2 separate regions of the Mus musculus genome follow, and region 2 is linked to region 1. A link is a loop called in an ENCODE intact Hi-C map of the cell type or tissue named here. Cell type or tissue: left cerebral cortex. All regions are shown on one strand.

Region 1 (8,000 bases):
CACACGCACGCGCACACACGCACACACACACACACACACACACACACACACACACACGCATGCGCACAGAGACACCCATGCATACGCACATGCATGCACAATTCTGCATTGTATTAAACCACTGATGCAGCATAAATAGAGGAGGAAACTGGACTTCCCACAGACTCACGTACTTCCCCTCCTTCTGAGTAAGTCCTCATGTCCTCAGCTGCTCATCTGTGTGCAGCTGCATAATTCATCCTGTGTTTCCTTTTTAAAAAAATACATGTTGATCTACTACACACTTTTTTCTTCCTAAGTAACTTACTTTTCACATTGTCATACAAGTTTATTTTGTATGTCATGCATATTCTTTTTTATATCCTCGATCCTTCTTTTTCTGCCCTCATTGGTCACTTCTGTCCTGGTTGGCAATTTTACTTCTGCTTTCTAGTCATGTATATATGACTTTATGTATCTGTATAAAACAAAGGTTAGCTTCATTCATTTAATATGATTATCTCTAGTTATATCCATTTTTCCAAACACTATGACTTCCTCCTTTATGGCTGAAAATGTTTCCATGGCGTGAAGAGACCACGTTTGATTATCTGTTCGTTTGGTGAACACTTAGAATCCCCATGCGTTGTGATTGGTGCCAAAAAATACATTGCTGTGTGAATATCTCTGTGATGGGTAAACTTGGAGCCCATTAGGTAAATATAGGAGAGTGGAATGGCTGGACCACATTTGCACAGACGGTGGGATGTAAACTAGTCTTGTCAGTTCAGAAATCAGCAAGGACTTGTTAGAAAGTCCTTAATGGCCGCAAGCAGAAGATGGTCACAGGGAATCACTAGACAAATTATCAGGCAATTCACATATTACATTTTGACATGTTTAGTTTTTTTAAAAAATATTTTTGACTAGGAACTCTAATTTTTATTTCAAATGTAACTTTCAGAAGACCTTTTTATCTTTAATGCGTATAAGTGTTTGCCTGCATGTATGTATGTACACCATGTGCATACAGTTCTCATGGAACCTAAAAGAGGGCATCAGGTCTCTGGAAGCAGAGTTACAGACTGTTGTGAGCCACAATGTGGTGTTAGGAACTAAACCTGGGTCGTCTGCAAGAGCAGCAAGTGCTTTTGACTGTAAGTCATCTCTCCTGCTCCAGAGAATAAAAGCTGCAGAAGCAGTGCGGTGTGTCCTCTTAGCTCCTCACCTTGTTCCCCCACTTCTGAACAGTGTGTACTATTATTACAGTACTTCCATTACAACTAATGAGCTAACATGCAAACATCACTGTAACTAAATGCCATGGTCAGGTGAGTTCAGATTTGATTGGCTTCCCCTGTGGTGGTTTAAATGACAGATGTTCCCATAGACTGGAGCACTTGAACACTTGGTCCGAAGTTGGTTGGCACTGTTGGGGGAAGTATAGGAGGTGTGGCCTTGCTGAGCGGAACAAGGCACTGGATGTGGGGTTTGAGAGTTTAAAGCCTAGGCTACCTTCCACATTGCTATCCCTGCTTCAAGCTTACAGTTAAAAATGTCATCTCAGCTTCCTGCCATGCTTCCTCGCCATGGTGGATTCTTATTCCTCGAGAACTGTAAACCATGATAAACTCCCTCTTCCATAAGTCATGTTTCCTCGTGGCATTTTATCACAGAATCAGAGAGCAGCAAATACCGCCCGCCATGTTCTCTTTCTGTCTCATACAGGCTACCGCATTACTTAGCTCTCACCCCTCCTCAGCCATCTTTAGTCTATGGCCAGCCCTCAGGGGTCCCTTGTTTTTGATTATCTTGACAGATCTCAAAAGATCGAGCTGGTTTTGAACTTAGGATTATTTTGCTTCCATTGCCCAAGGCCCTAGGCAAGTTTTGACCAGTTCCAGTTGCATGTTTTGTAGAATGTCTTGTGTTTGGGTTTTTCTGACGTTATTTTAATAGACTAAGACTGTAGGATTTTTAGAAAGAAGGACACTCTTATTGCTCTTTAGTGAATGCACTTGGGCTGACAAGGACTATTACAGGTGGTATGAACTTGATTGCTCAGCACGGAGACTCTGAAAAGTTACTTTCCCTCATCTTTCCATGCTCTTTGGAGAAAAAGACACTAAAGATAAGGAGTTAAATTCTACTATTTTATTTTATTTAAAAAAAATAAAAAGGGGTCTTGCTATGTAGCCTAGACTGGCCTCAAACTCAAGATCTTCTTCTTTCAGTCTCCCAAGTACTTGGGTCATAGGGATACACTGCTGTGCCCACCTAAGCTCTGTCTCTTTAAAGATGGGGTAGCCATATAAATTATTTAAAGCTTTACTTAAAAACAAAAACAAAAACGAAAGATGAGCTAGCATCCAAACATTACTGATAACTAAATGCTATCTATGGTCAGGCGTGATTAGTTACTTGCAAGATAGTCTTCCTAGGTGGCCAGATCGCTTCCAATTTGTGGTCCTCCTGTCTCAGATTCCTGTGTTTGGGTATCACAGGAGTTTCACCATACTTCTGAGAAAACACAAAACAAATTCATTTAAAGATCCTTAATGTAGCTTTCTAATGCAGCTAATGTGTCCTCTCTCCCTCTCCCTCTCCCCTCTCCTCTCTCCCCTCTCCCTCTCCCCTCTCCCCTGTCCCCTCTCCCTCTCCCTCTCCTTCCCTCCCTTAAGGTGAGTTATCTTCATAATCTGACCTGCTTTTCTTGGCTTAAGTTTTACAAATTAATAGTTTCTCAAATGAATGGCAGATGAATTATTTACTGTTATAAATTCAGGCTTATCCCAAATCATAAAACTGGTTCTAACAAGCTGGAAAGTCTTGGAAAATGACATATTGGCTCTCAGTCTTCACTGTCTGAACTGCCTCAGGAGGTGTTTGGCCTAGACTTCTTTTCCATGATCATTACCACCTCCACTATTCTCCAGTTTATAGCAACTGCATGTGATGCATTTGAAAATCAGTTCTCTTAAACCACAGCTATGTTCTCCAGAATACACTGATGTGTAACCAATAGAGAGATCTTCATTATAACAATTTCTTAAAAAAGATTTATTTATTTTATTTACATGAGTACACTGTAGCTATCTTCAGACACACCAGAAGAGGGCATCAGATCCCATTACAGATGGTTGTGAATCACCATGTGGCTGCTGGGAATTGAACTCAGGACCTCTTGATGAGCAGTCAGAGCCATCTCTCCAGCCCATTAAAACAACTTTTAAGTGGCAATGAATAAACAAACAAAAACACCCATACAGGGCTGGAAAGACTAAGTGGTTAAGAGCCCTGCTGCAGTCAATCTGTGTCTGGTTCTGTGAGATCCGGCGCCCTCTCCTGGCCTCCACACAGACCTGCACTCATGTGCACATGCCCAGCTACACACACACACACACACACACACACACACACACACACCCTAGCATTACCCAATATTTTCCCATCCTTGTTTTTTAAAACTCTATGGCTTATTTTGTCTTTCCCTTTTCATCCAACAGTGAACAGCTTGTTTGGAAGTGAGCAATGATGTGTTTGTTTGTTTGTTTGTTTGTTTGGTCTGTCTGTCTGTCTGTCTGTCTGTCTGTCTGTCTGTCTGTTAAACTGGCTAGAGGAGCTTTAGAAGCATAGTGATGCTCACACTGGTGGTTCCCAGATAGTTTGCTTTGTTCTCAGAGACTGGTGATTCTGCCTTTACTGTGTAGAATTGTCTGTGACTTTTCCTTTAACCATTATCAGTGTTCACAGATATTCTGTGACTGCTAGCGTGATATGTGCATTCTCTGTATCGAGTGTGAATTTTACTATATAGCTATAAGATCTACATCATCAAGTTTGTCTTTTTCTCCATTTGGCGTGCGAAATCTTTCTTAATAGTGTTATCATCTCTCTCTCTCTCTCTCTCTCTCTCTTTTCTTTTTTTCTTTTTTTTTTTTACATCTTACACACACTGTGTTTCCATTTTACAGAAGGAAATGTAGTGAATAGACATTTGTAACTGGGGCTGTTTATTAACTGAGAATCTTGGTGGCTTGTGACTTTCTCTGGAAAGATTTCAGTAAATGTCTTTTTGTTCAAGATTTGTCAGACCACCACAGAACTCCACTCAATCCTAACATAATGTGCTAGTGAGTTGTTTTGGGGGGGGTGTTATTTACAAGACTCTGAGTGAGAGGATCCTTGCCAGATTATGAATGACTCAAAGGTCAACACATTCCCAGGTGCTCATCCCAGCATAGACTATAGCTTGTGATAGCTGCATCTCTGGCGCTCCCTGTGTGGCTTACAGGCAACTCTTTTAGTTCAAAAGTCTCTTCTCTCCAGCAATGGGAAATGGTTATATAATCTTTGGGAAAGGCCATGTAAGTTTAAGGAACTTTCTGAGACTTGTGAATTGCTGACCTTTTTAGCCATGAAAGTTCCATTGACTTCCTTAGACTTAAGGAGCCCCACGATGTTCCTATCCAGGATGGAACATTTCAGTTTAAAGGCAATTGCTATGTAGCATTCAGCCTTTAGAACCACTAAGAGTCCATTTCAGAAATGTTTGAAGCTTCTGTCTCCAAAGGTACCTTGTCAGATGTTAAATACAACCTGTGATTTTTTTCTTGTTTTCACCTGTTCCAGTTTGCTTCCTGTTGCTGTGATAAACACAGTGACCAAAGACAACTTGAAGAGAAAAGGGTTTGTGTTAGCATACAGGAGTCTATAGTCTATCACTGAGGGAAGCCAAGACAGGTATTTTAAGCAGAAACTTATGGAGCTCTTCTAAGGCCCATGTTTAGCTACCTTTCTTCTATACCCCAGGCTCATCTGCCTAAGAATGGAACTGCCCAGAGTGGGCTGAATCGTTCTATGCTAATTAGCAATCAAGAAAATGTTTCTCTGCGCAGTGGTGGCATACGCCTTTAATCCCAGCACTTGGGAGGCAGAGGTGGGTGGATTTCTGAGTTCATGGCCAGTCTGGGCTAGAGTGAGTACCAAGACAGACAGGATTACACAGAGAAACCGTGTCTCAGAAAAAAGAAAGGAAGGAAGGAAGGAAGGAAGGAAGGAAGGAAAGGAAGGAAGGAAGGAAGGAAAGGAAGGAAGGAAGGAAGGAAGGAAGGAAGGAAACAAGGAAGGAAGGAAGGAAGAGGAAGAAAGAAAAGAAAGAAAGAAAAGAAAAGAAAAGAAAAGAGAAAAGAAAAGAAAAGAAAAGAAAAGAAAATGTTTCATTGAAATGCCCCATAGGGCAGTCTGATGAAAGTCATGACTCAGATTATTCTTTCTAGGTGTGTCAAGTTGACAACCAAAATTTGCCATCACACCATATTTTGGTAGAGCTTTCCCAATCTTTTATGAATCCCTTGGTGTTCCCTGAAACTCTTCTATTACAACATAGAACTTGGTTTTGTGGCATGCCACCATCTAAATGTCTTTTCTCAAAACCGTAACCACCCCCAAATAAAGAAAGAATGAAAAAGAACAGGAGCCCTTCGTTTAGTACAGTACTTTAGACTAGACAAATCTCTGCATCTGTAGAGCCATTCTCACAGAGGACATAGGTTACTACTGTCTGTACCCTCTTGAGCCCCTGCCAAGATTTGATTTGCTGTTGTCTTGTTTCAAATTTGTCAGCAAGCCCAATACCACCCTGATTGGTTCTCTCTTATAAACGATGTATTCATTTGAAGTTTTAAATATTTTCTATCTTTAATTCTCAAATGTGCTCTCTCTCTCTCTCTCTCTCTCTCTCTCTCTCTCTCTCTCTCTCTCTCTCTCTCTGTGTGTGTGTGTGTGTGTGTGTGTTTAGGCCAGAAGTCAACCTCTGGGTTATCCCTCAGAAACTGTCTGCCTCTTTTCTCAGGGTCCCTCACCAGGACCTCAAGCTCACTGATAATGCTAGGCTGGTTGGTATACAGCGAGTCCCATGGACTCTCGCTTCCTGCCTCCCTAGCACAACACATCAAGCACCTTGCTAACTGAACTATATCCCTAGCTCCTAGATTCTAATGTTTTAACTTAATTATCATGAGTCAGTTTTCCCAGTCACTAGAAACCTGATTTTGGATGAGATGCAGTTATTGAAGAAGGCTCATTTTGTTTGTTTTAACTTTTAATACTATTTGGGGGTGGTGGATGCAGAGCCTATGTGGAGGTCAGAGAACACCTTTCAGGAGTCATCACAGTCAAGTCATCAGACAGAAGGGGCCCTTACCCTCTGAGCATCTGAGTTCTTTCACAGGGAAGTTCTCTTACTTTTCTTAGATGTTTTCTGATTGTTGTTGTTTAAGGTTTCTTTTCTGTTTTTATTTTTTGAATGTTAGTGTTTTATCTGGGCACCATGTCTGTGAGATGCCGGTGGAGAGCTGAAGAAGTTGTTGGACAGGAGTTACTGATGGTTGTGAGCCATTGTGTGGGTGCTGGGAATCCAGGCAGCCAGCGCTCCAGGCCCTTTGCAGCCTTGTTTTCTTTTCCGAGTCCTTTCCTTTCTCTTTTCTGGGTCCATACATACTTTGCCCTGTTTATCACAGGGAGAGGTTAGGTTTGGTTTTTTTTTTTTCAGTTTTGAAATAACTTTTGTATTTTTATTCATTTTATTTCCTGGCAGTCTTCATCCAATCATTTGGATGTTTCTAGTCAGAATTTTATTCTATCTTGTTTTTTTTTTAAAGATTTTATTCATTATTTATTTATTATTTCATTGTCATTGTCTTCAGACCCACCAGAAGAGGCCATCAGATCCCATTACGGATGGTTGTGAGCCACCATGTGGTTGCTGGGATTTGAACTCGGGACCTCTGGAAGAGCAGTCGGTGCTCTTAACCACTGAGCCATCTCTCCAGCCCCTAGTCAGAACTTTAAATTTCCAGATTACTGTGATTATTTTTTCATTTCTTTTTGGAGTTAATTTGCTTTGGGGCATTGCTCCCCTGTCCCTCCTGCCTCCTCCATGAGAGCTTTATTGAGTATTTTCACTGGCCAGAGACTCTGATCTGCCACTTCTGCATCCTCGGGATGGAACCAGTTGCTAGCTCCGTTTCTTAGTTCAGGAGTGTCCTCTTGTGTTGATACAGTGAAGTGCAGTTTAGAGAAAACATTGGCACCTTGTTTCTGTAGGTTGCTGGTTCTATAGTCTTCTTAATGGTTTGATATTTCGTTTCTATAGAATTTCTGCCCCAGCCATTTCTTTCTTCTGACATTTTACCCTTATAAGGAAGGTGTCTTCTTGGAAGTGTCTTCTCAGCTTGCCTCTGTCCCCTCAAGAATTCTAAATCCTTTACTTATGGCTCCCCCAGTACTTACTGCAGACCTCAAATTGTCCATTCACTAAAAGAAGAAAGCCCTATGATTTGTGTACGAGTGGATCTTAAAGACATTATTGTTATACTTTTGTTTACTTGAGATGGAGCCTGTTTAGTTTGATTTCTGTTTATGTGATAAAACACATGACCCAAAGCAACTGAGGGGGCGGGAGAGTTTATCTGGCTTACACTTTCTGATCACAGACCACTGTTGAACAAAGTCAGAGCAGGAAGTGAAACAGGGATGTAGCATCTGATGCTCTCATAGATGTCAGAAGTGTGTCTCTTACTGGACCCCAGATCCAATCCAGCTGACAAGCAAGCTTGGCCTCACAGACCCCATGCCAAGTTAGAGCACTACGATTTGCTTCTTTGAAATTGGTCGCATTGTGTAATATAGGGCTAAGGCTTTTCCATCCATTTGTCTGAGTTAACCTGTTAACCATCTTCTCTGTTTGTGTGTAACCTGTCTGTTAACTTCCAGTGCATGCTGTAAGACTGGCTGGGAGAGAAACCCGATTTGAAGAACCTTTCTCAAATGACATCTACCAGATAGCTGAGGAAGTTGTGACTGCCCTGTTGCCCATCATCCGTGACAAAGCTTTTGCATTTTTTGGCCACAGGTATTTAGATCTTGTAAGCAACCTGCGTGAGTCTTAGGATAGGTGCTCAATGCTAAAGCACTCTCCTAGTACACTTAGGCAAGTTCCTACTTTGTGTTTTTGAGAC
Region 2 (8,000 bases), 54 kb before region 1:
CATGCGAGAACCTGCCCTGCCCTGGGTTCTATTCCCAGCATCACATAAACTAGGCATGTCGGTCAATGTCTTATAATCCCCTGGCAGAGGCAAGAAGGTCAGGAGTTCAAGATCATCCTTGAGCGGTGTGGCACCAACAGCAAATTCCATGAAACACCGAAACAAACCCACACAGCACAGCCACCACACATCGACCTGGCTGAGAAAGCAGAACACTGAAACTGGAGAAAAAGTAAAGCGAACATACAAATCACGGCACGTGAGAGATCAAACACACAGAGAAACACAACAAAGAGTAGCAGGGAGAAGAAAGGGGTTGTTCAAGACTGTATTTATGGTTTCAAGTGTCCATCAATAATTGGGCTCAGTGTTGAACTTGAAGCTTGGTTGGAAGTGCATTGCTGCCTCTTCAAGGAGAGTACCTTCCTCTAGTCCAGTGGCTCTCAACCTTGCTAACGCTGAGACCCTTTAAAAGTTCCTCATGCTGTGGTGACTCCAAGCATAAAATTATTTTCATTGCTACTTAATAACTATAATTTTGCTGTTATGGGTTGTGATGTAAATATAGATGTTCAGGATATCTGACATGTGACCCCCTGTGAAAGGGGTCCCGACCCACAGGCAGAGAGCCACTGATTTAGTCCCTGCCTCTGAAGCCTGTGATCGACATAGGTGTTTGAGCAAGGGCCCTGGACTCCTCCCAGTGTCTCCTTGGGTTTGTTATTTTAGAAATGACAGTGTTTTGAATCACTTAGAAACATAAGAACAATGAATTTTGATTTATTTGTCACATGTCCTCAGTCTTGGCTATAACGTAGACACTAAAACCTTAAATCTCGACTCTAGAGAGAAGCACTCAATTTAGTACGAGCTCTCCAGATTAAGTTGGAAACTGAGTTTGTGTTACGCGTGTACTCCACGCTCCAAGAGGGCAAGGACTTTAAAACTTAATCTCGGATTTTAATTTTTGATGCAAATTGTCAGACGGTGAAACGTGACGTAAAATCATACTAGCGTGGAATTCATCGGTCCTCTCCTCCTCCCGGTGCAGGTCGACCGATGGCCAGAGACAGGGTACGTGAAGAAACTTCAGCGGAGGGACAATACTTTCTTCTACTACAACAAAGAGAGGGAGTGCGAGGACAAGGAGGTCCACAAAGTGAAGGTTTACGTCTACTGACCTTTTCCTTTCTTCGGCTTGGCAATGCTCCTTTAAGAATTGGTTGTTTACATTCTTCCATCGTGTAAATGTCATTTTACAAAACAATTCACAATTCTGTCTTTAATTCATGGTGTCTTACACAACATAAACACCCACCTTGAAACCTTGAATTGTCCAGTTATCTTGTCTAGTTGTGAAATGCAATTACTGAGAACCTTAGGATCTGGCCCTCCCCTCCACCTCCTGCGGAGCACATTGGTGACTCTCTTGGGAAACCAGCCGCTTAGAAGCAGCTTGGAATTAGGACTGTATTTCCTTAGAGCACATTTGTGCTCCAGGCAGCACCCCCCTCCTGGCATTTCCCTGCCTACAACAGTACTTGCATTTTTTGGCCTGGTGGTTTTGGTTTTGCCTCTCAGGTCCTTTGCCTCTTGCTGGACATACTGGAAATACAAAGAATGTCATTTTACATTGCAAGAATGAGGCACACCCTGGAGGAGCCTTCTACAAATGTAGAAAGCATGCATGTCGCTGTGTGTGTGTGTCTGTGTGTTCTGTGTGTCTGTGCGTCTGTGTGTATAGGATTAGCCCCCAGCAACACAAGAAGATAGACAGGACCTCCCCCCCCCCCCCCCCCCACACACACACGCACAGAGAGCCAAAGAGCCAGAGAGAGTAAAACACTTTTAAAGTTAACATGTAATGATGCATTTACCAGTTCTGGGGATAAAATACAAGACCTCACAAATTGTAGCCAATCACTCTCCCGCCAAGCTATAGCCCTGGCGTTGGCTTAGTCAGTAGGCTAGGTAGTCCTGAAACAGGGTCTCCCTGTGCTCCCCGAGCTGTCTCTGAACTCATGATCCTCTTGCTTCACCCTTCCCCTCCCCCACAAGCTCTGGGTTACACTACAATTTCTAACCCATAGGTTCTCAGCAGTTAGGCCTGAAGGTTTGTGCTGATGGCACCCAGTAAGCATCCTGTCACATGCTTTCAGCTGAATTATGTATATCCAAATTCATCTAAACCCCGCTCCACCCCCTCAGCACCTGTGCGTGTGATGGAAACTGGAGTAAGGTCTTCAGGGGAGAAATCAAGTTAAAGCGAGATCATTTAATGAGTGGGCCCTGGCACTGCTATCATTGAGGTCTGAAGACAAAGAAATCTAGGGAGGAAGTCACAGGATCAACGGAGAGACAAGTTGGAGTGAAGAAATCTCGAGTGAAGGTCAATCATACATTGCCAGCAAACAGAAATAACAGGGAGTGGGCGGGAATTGTTGCTCAGATCATTGAGAATGAGCCTGGCTCTCCAGACACACTGACTGGATGACCCACCAGCTTCCAGAGCGTGGAGAAGACGTTCTCTGCTGTGGAAGCTGTTTGATTTGTGGTATTTGCTCACAGTGACCCTAGGAAATTACATCACCCACGTCATCCAAAAGGAGGAAGGTTTGTTCTGGTTCATAGTTTACAGGATTTTGTTTTGAGGTTAAATGGCTTCATTGCTTCTGGGCAGGACCATGGGGATCATGGATGGAGCAACACAGTTCACCTTGTAACAACTGGGAAGCCGGGAAAGAGCAAAGGACAAGGTGACTTTCTCCCAATAATGCCATCATAGTATGTATGACTCCATGATGAATGGGATCACTTCATTGACTAGGCAGAACCTTTAGGATCCACTTTTTAAAATCCCACCAGGAGACAACGGAACCCCGTGCATAAAAATCTGTGAGGGATTTCATATTCAAACTATAATTTTTATCTAGTGCTGGCAGCAGATGTAAGACACCTCATCTTACCCTTAAGTAAGAACGACAAAAATCCTCTGACCACAGATATTTGATTACTTGGTTTCCAGTTGATAGCACCATTTGGGGGAAATTATAAAAACGTTAGGCAGTGAAACCTTGCTGGAGGATGCAAATCACGGGCTTTGCGAGCTTATAGCCTTGCCCAACTTCCAGTTACCTCCTCTCTGTTTGCTTTGAAGACTCGATCTTGTAGCTTCCTGCTCCGAATTTCCGTTGCCACTCCTCCTTCCATCCTTGGGAACTCCTCCTCTGAACCATAATCAGAAATAAATTCCACAAGTTCCTTTTGCTTATGGTATTTTACCACAACAATGGAAATGTAACAAATGCAGACTAATGTATGCGTAAAGGAACTAATGAATAGTGATGTAGTGCTGTGGATTCAACTTCTGACCTGAGGTTAGAATCACTCAGGCAGCCTTTAACCAGGATTATTTAACTTGCAGAAAACCAACTCTGTTTACAGGTCAACTTTCTAGACACCTAAAGTAAATCTGAGAAAACACTAATTCCATTCTCTCTCTCTCTCTCTCTCTCTCTCTCTCTCTCTCTCTCTCTTTCTCTTCTCTCTCCTCTCTCTCCTCTCTCTCTCCTCTCCATATCTTTTCAGTCTGCTGTTTGGTTTTACCACACTGACAGTTGAGTATAGGAAAGTTGGGGCTTTTGTTTTCATGCTTGTTGCACGATGGAGCTGACCAGTTAATGGCTTCACTCCCTGCTCTTCCAATAGGTGCCTTTTTTTTTTTTTTTTTTTGGTCCATGCTACACAGTTCATTTTTGGACACCATGATGCCCATCCCAATCAGCTTGGGATGGAGTGCCAGGCTCCAAGGTAAAGGGGTGGGGGGAACAACCGTTCTCTGACCTCGTGTCCTAAGATGTTCTCTGCAAGAGTGCTCGTATGAGGCTTCCACCTACTCTGTGAAATAGGCCAGAATACATTGGTGCCTTCCCCAACAGGCCCCAGAAATCCATGGGCCCCATTGTCACAGGAAAAACTAGAGTCAGAATTAGTTTAGTTAGGTGACTCTAAGATCTCCCCCCCAGCTTGCATCCTGATCACGGAATTTATTCCGGTATCATCTCTTATTCCTTATTTCTCCTTGGCTTCTGTCTGCCTGGCTATCAACTATTCTAAGGCTTCAGAAACCTTCGAGTCTATGTTTCAAAAGAGCAAAGAAAGGATGAGGAAGACTCTGTGGGTGTTTGGATGTTTTATTTAGTTCTTGGCCATGGCTGCTGGAAAGGAAAGGATCCACACAGCACTTACAATGCAGTCACAGGCATAATCAGAATGAGGAGGCTTTCAATACTCCAGGCTGTATTAACTAAGTTCAAATGGTCATTCTCTGCCTCTTATCTCTTAGCCTCCTTCTCCATATCACCATCTTCAAAGAAAGGAAGCGGCCAGCAATCTATTTCCCACATGGGCATCAATTACTACAGTCAGAGACCTTTACAAGGACAAGGTCTCCACGACTACTTCAGACACGGACATGTGTCCCATGTTTCCCTTCAAAGGTTGATGCCTCTTGTGCGTCTCTGACACAAGGCACCAGGTATGTTGCTGTGTTACTAGATACCACAGCAATTGTAATTCCTCACACTAGAAAAGCAAGGTTAAATCAGTTGTGACAGACAGGAAAAGATTACCTCAGGGAGGTGTGACTGTCATAATATTGTATATATCTCTTTAAGAATAATTCCCTCCAACATGCCTAAATCCTGATAGACCATTTTCACAACATATTAGAGGGCAGTTAACATCATATCTAATCCCCCCCTCCCCTCAGGGAGCTGATATGGTGAACTATCAAGGGCTGGTTTAAACCTCCAGGGACAATCAGGCATTCGGTGTCTAGTATTTATTTATTTATTTTGGTTTTTTTGAGACAGGGTTTCTCTGTGTAGCCCTAGCTGTCCTGGAACTCACCCTATAGACCAGGCTAGCCTCAAACTCAGAAATCTACCTGCCTCTGCCTCCCAAGTGCTGGGATTAAAGGCATGCACCACCTCTGCCCAGCTCTGTGTCTAGTATTATATTGGCTGTATTCATACATGATGAATTGCAGTCGTGTCTCTGCCCTTGCTTGAGGAACCTGTCCGTTTTGACTTGTAGTTTTGGAATTGCAGTTGGGTGGTTGTGGAGTTGCTATTAGCTTGTCTTGTTGAAGGCTTTCAGTTAAGACATCTCAAGGCTTGGTTCACTCTTCATACAGTGTGCACAGGTCTGTAAAGCCTGCTTTAGGAATTCGCAACTGAATGAGCCCTGCTCCTGCATGATTATACAGCAGTTCCATAGTATGTCTTGGTCACAGGCCCACTGTCATCCCTCATGACTTGTGAAATGAGTCCTTTGGTAACTTTCTATTATGGGGGGGTGGTCTATACATCAAGTTCAACCTAGTGAGTTCTGACTTTCTTTAAGGTAGTTCTAGCGTGCTGACCTTTCTCTTAGCTTAAAGGACTGGTGTGATCTTATCTGCTACCACTGCACGGGCATATTTCCTGTCTTAAAGTCACTCTCTATAACTCCCAAGCACTTTGGGTACCACTGAGCACACACTGCTGACAAGAGTGAGTACTGTCTGTCATGCTGAAGTGAGCCCCTGGTGCAGAGCACTGGCCCACATATTTCTCTAGCTTCCGTGTTAGATTCAGCATTGCAGCCAGAAGGCAATATACACCTTCAGCTGGGCTTTTTCAAGCCATTGGATCCTCCAGCCAAGCCAAGCAGCAGGGCCACTTTTAGGTGATTATAAAGACTGGTGAGCAACAGAATCTAACACAAGTTGTTTGTGTTATCTCATGAAGTTTCCACAAACCTTGCCCCCACAGAGTGTAACTATTAAGGGACCCACTGTTGAGTCTGCTACCAAGGAACCTACAGTATAGGGCTCTTGAAAATGACCCAACTATCAATGCATTGAATTAATTAGGGTCTTCTTCCCTTGTTACTAGGATCCATACGGATTGGGATTTGGCTCAGTGATTGCTGTGGCCCTAAATCTCAGCATCGCAGAAGTTCTCTGTCTTTGGAAGGTAGATTTCTGCCCTCTATTTTAACGGGTTTTTCTCTTCACCTACAGGTGTGTCCAGTCTGGTAGTTCACAGAGAACTCCACCACATGTTATGCCCTCATATGTAATGGAACCCAAAATTGTTACTGTTCTCTACTGAGGAGGAAGTATTATCCACCTCTCATAGCAGTTACTCTCTCCATTTGACTGAGGTACTCATATGGGCAGTACCTATCCATGGATGAGTTTGCATTTGGTGTATCCAATCTTCAAGATAGTCTGGTCCTTCTTTGCATACAAATTGCACACTGGTGATCCTCCTGCTTCTGCCTCCTCCAGCAAATCCTGTGCACCACCTTGAGTTCCAAACAAGATAAGTGTTGACTTTAGAGTGTATCCATGCAGTCTTTGGATTGTTTGTTTGTTTGTTTGTTTGTTTTTCTATTGGCTATTTTATTTATTTACATTTCAAATGTTATCCCCTTTCGCAGTTTTCCCTCCACAACCCCCCTATTCTATCTCCCCCCTGCTTCTATGAGGGTGTTCCCCACCCACCCACTCCTGCCTCCTACCTCCCCAAGGGCCTCTCTTCCCATTGATGCCAGATAAGGCCATCCTCTGCTACATATGCAGCTGGAGCCATGGGTCCCACCATGTGTACTCTTTGGTTGGTGGGTGGTTTAGTCCCTGGGATCTCTGGGAGTCTGGTTGGTTGATACTGTTGTTCTTCTATGGGGTTGCAAACCCTTTCAGCTCCTTCAGTCACTTCCCCAACTCTTCCATTGGGGTCCCCATGCTCAGCCCAATGGATGACTGCGAGCATCCGCCTCTGTATTTGTCAGGCATTGGCAGAGCCTCTCAGGAGACAGCTATATCAGGCTCCTGTCTGCAAGTACTTCTTGGCATCTGCAATAGTATCTGAGTTTGATGTCTGTATATGGGATGGATCCCCAGGTGGGACAGTCTCTGGATGGCCTTTCCTTCAGTCTCTGCTCCACACTTTGTCCCCAGATTTCCTTTAGACAGGAGCAATTCTGGGTTAAAAAATTTGGAGATGAGTGGGTGGCCCCATCCCCTACACAGGGGCCTTGAGTAACCTCTGGATATGGTCTTGACAGGTTCCCCTCCCCTTTGTTGGGCATTTCAGATAATCTCATGCCCCGTTGAGTCCTGGAAGCCTCTTGCTTTCCTGGCATCTGGGACTTTCCGGTGCCAGTTCCTCAACCCTCCATTGCTACACATCTCTGTTCAAATTCCTAACCCTCTGTATGTCATCCCACCTCCTCCCAGACCTAATCCTGCCCCCCTTTTGTCCCCTTCCCCTCCTCTCTTCCTCCCAAGTCCCTCCAATCCTCTACCTCCTGTGAGTATGATTGGGCTATTTTGACATTCATTTTGTTAGAGAAAGATTTTTTAAAAAAAGCATTTCCAATTACAAAAATAACCCAATAAACAAACAAACAAACAAACAAAAAAACAAATTGCAAACTGGAAGTGCTCAGAGAAACTTTGAATAACTATGAATTGGGTCAGTTTCATCAAAACTAGAAAAGTAAAACCTTAGCTTTTCTTTTTCCAAGTAAGTTTATGCAGCTGTCTTGCTTGGAGATACATCCCAAGGAAACAGCCTTCCAACTTGGACCCTTATGTCTGGGACTGCCTCTCCACACCTTCCCAGAGTTCTCATGGTATAGAGTATATTTATGACCTTATATGGGGCCTTAGTGTGTACCATTTCCCACATCTTACTGAGAAGAAAGACACTCAGGGAAAGTTGTTCCTTGTGTGGTTCCTGCAGGGTAAGAAAGTGTTAACAATGAGAGGATTTGGCAACTCAGCCACCTTGTTTAAAATGTGAACCAGTGGAAGCTTATTCTTGGGAAAAGCAAAGACCAAAACCAAAGCAGGAGAGGCAATTTTAGGTAAGCTGTGCTTTGGGCAGGGGAAATGACTCCATTCTCCTGCGAGTACATGGCTCTCCATGCGTTAGTTCAGGATTCAG

What was found. Peaks named below come from ENCODE experiments on the same cell type or tissue, not always from the same donor. Only the 100,000 strongest peaks of a DNase experiment are listed, where the experiment ranks them.
Region 2: a loop joins it to region 1, with 4 times the contacts of the local background. A loop is called at or near these places in 23 of 42 quality-filtered maps.

Annotation. Positions count from the first base shown.
Region 1 is chr2:3,348,135-3,356,134 of GRCm38, reverse strand. It overlaps Olah (oleoyl-ACP hydrolase), which reads left to right. Exons shown (of 8, transcript NM_145921.1): 4 at 7,756-7,894. Among named protein-coding and RNA genes, the nearest start is that of Olah, 14 kb to the left of the region's middle. In left cerebral cortex, a CTCF peak has its summit at 7,035; a DNase peak (open chromatin) is centred at 7,023.
Region 2 is chr2:3,402,375-3,410,374 of GRCm38, reverse strand. Meig1 (meiosis expressed gene 1) reads left to right here. Exons shown (of 3, transcript NM_001355207.1): 3 at 1,052-1,332. The coding sequence ends at 1,180. It overlaps Gm39750 (a long non-coding RNA gene), which reads left to right and starts at 1,838. Exons shown (of 3, transcript XR_865936.1): 1 at 1,838-2,756; 2 at 4,346-4,537; 3 at 6,068-6,459. In left cerebral cortex, no CTCF peak of the experiment used is centred here; a DNase peak (open chromatin) is centred at 4,193.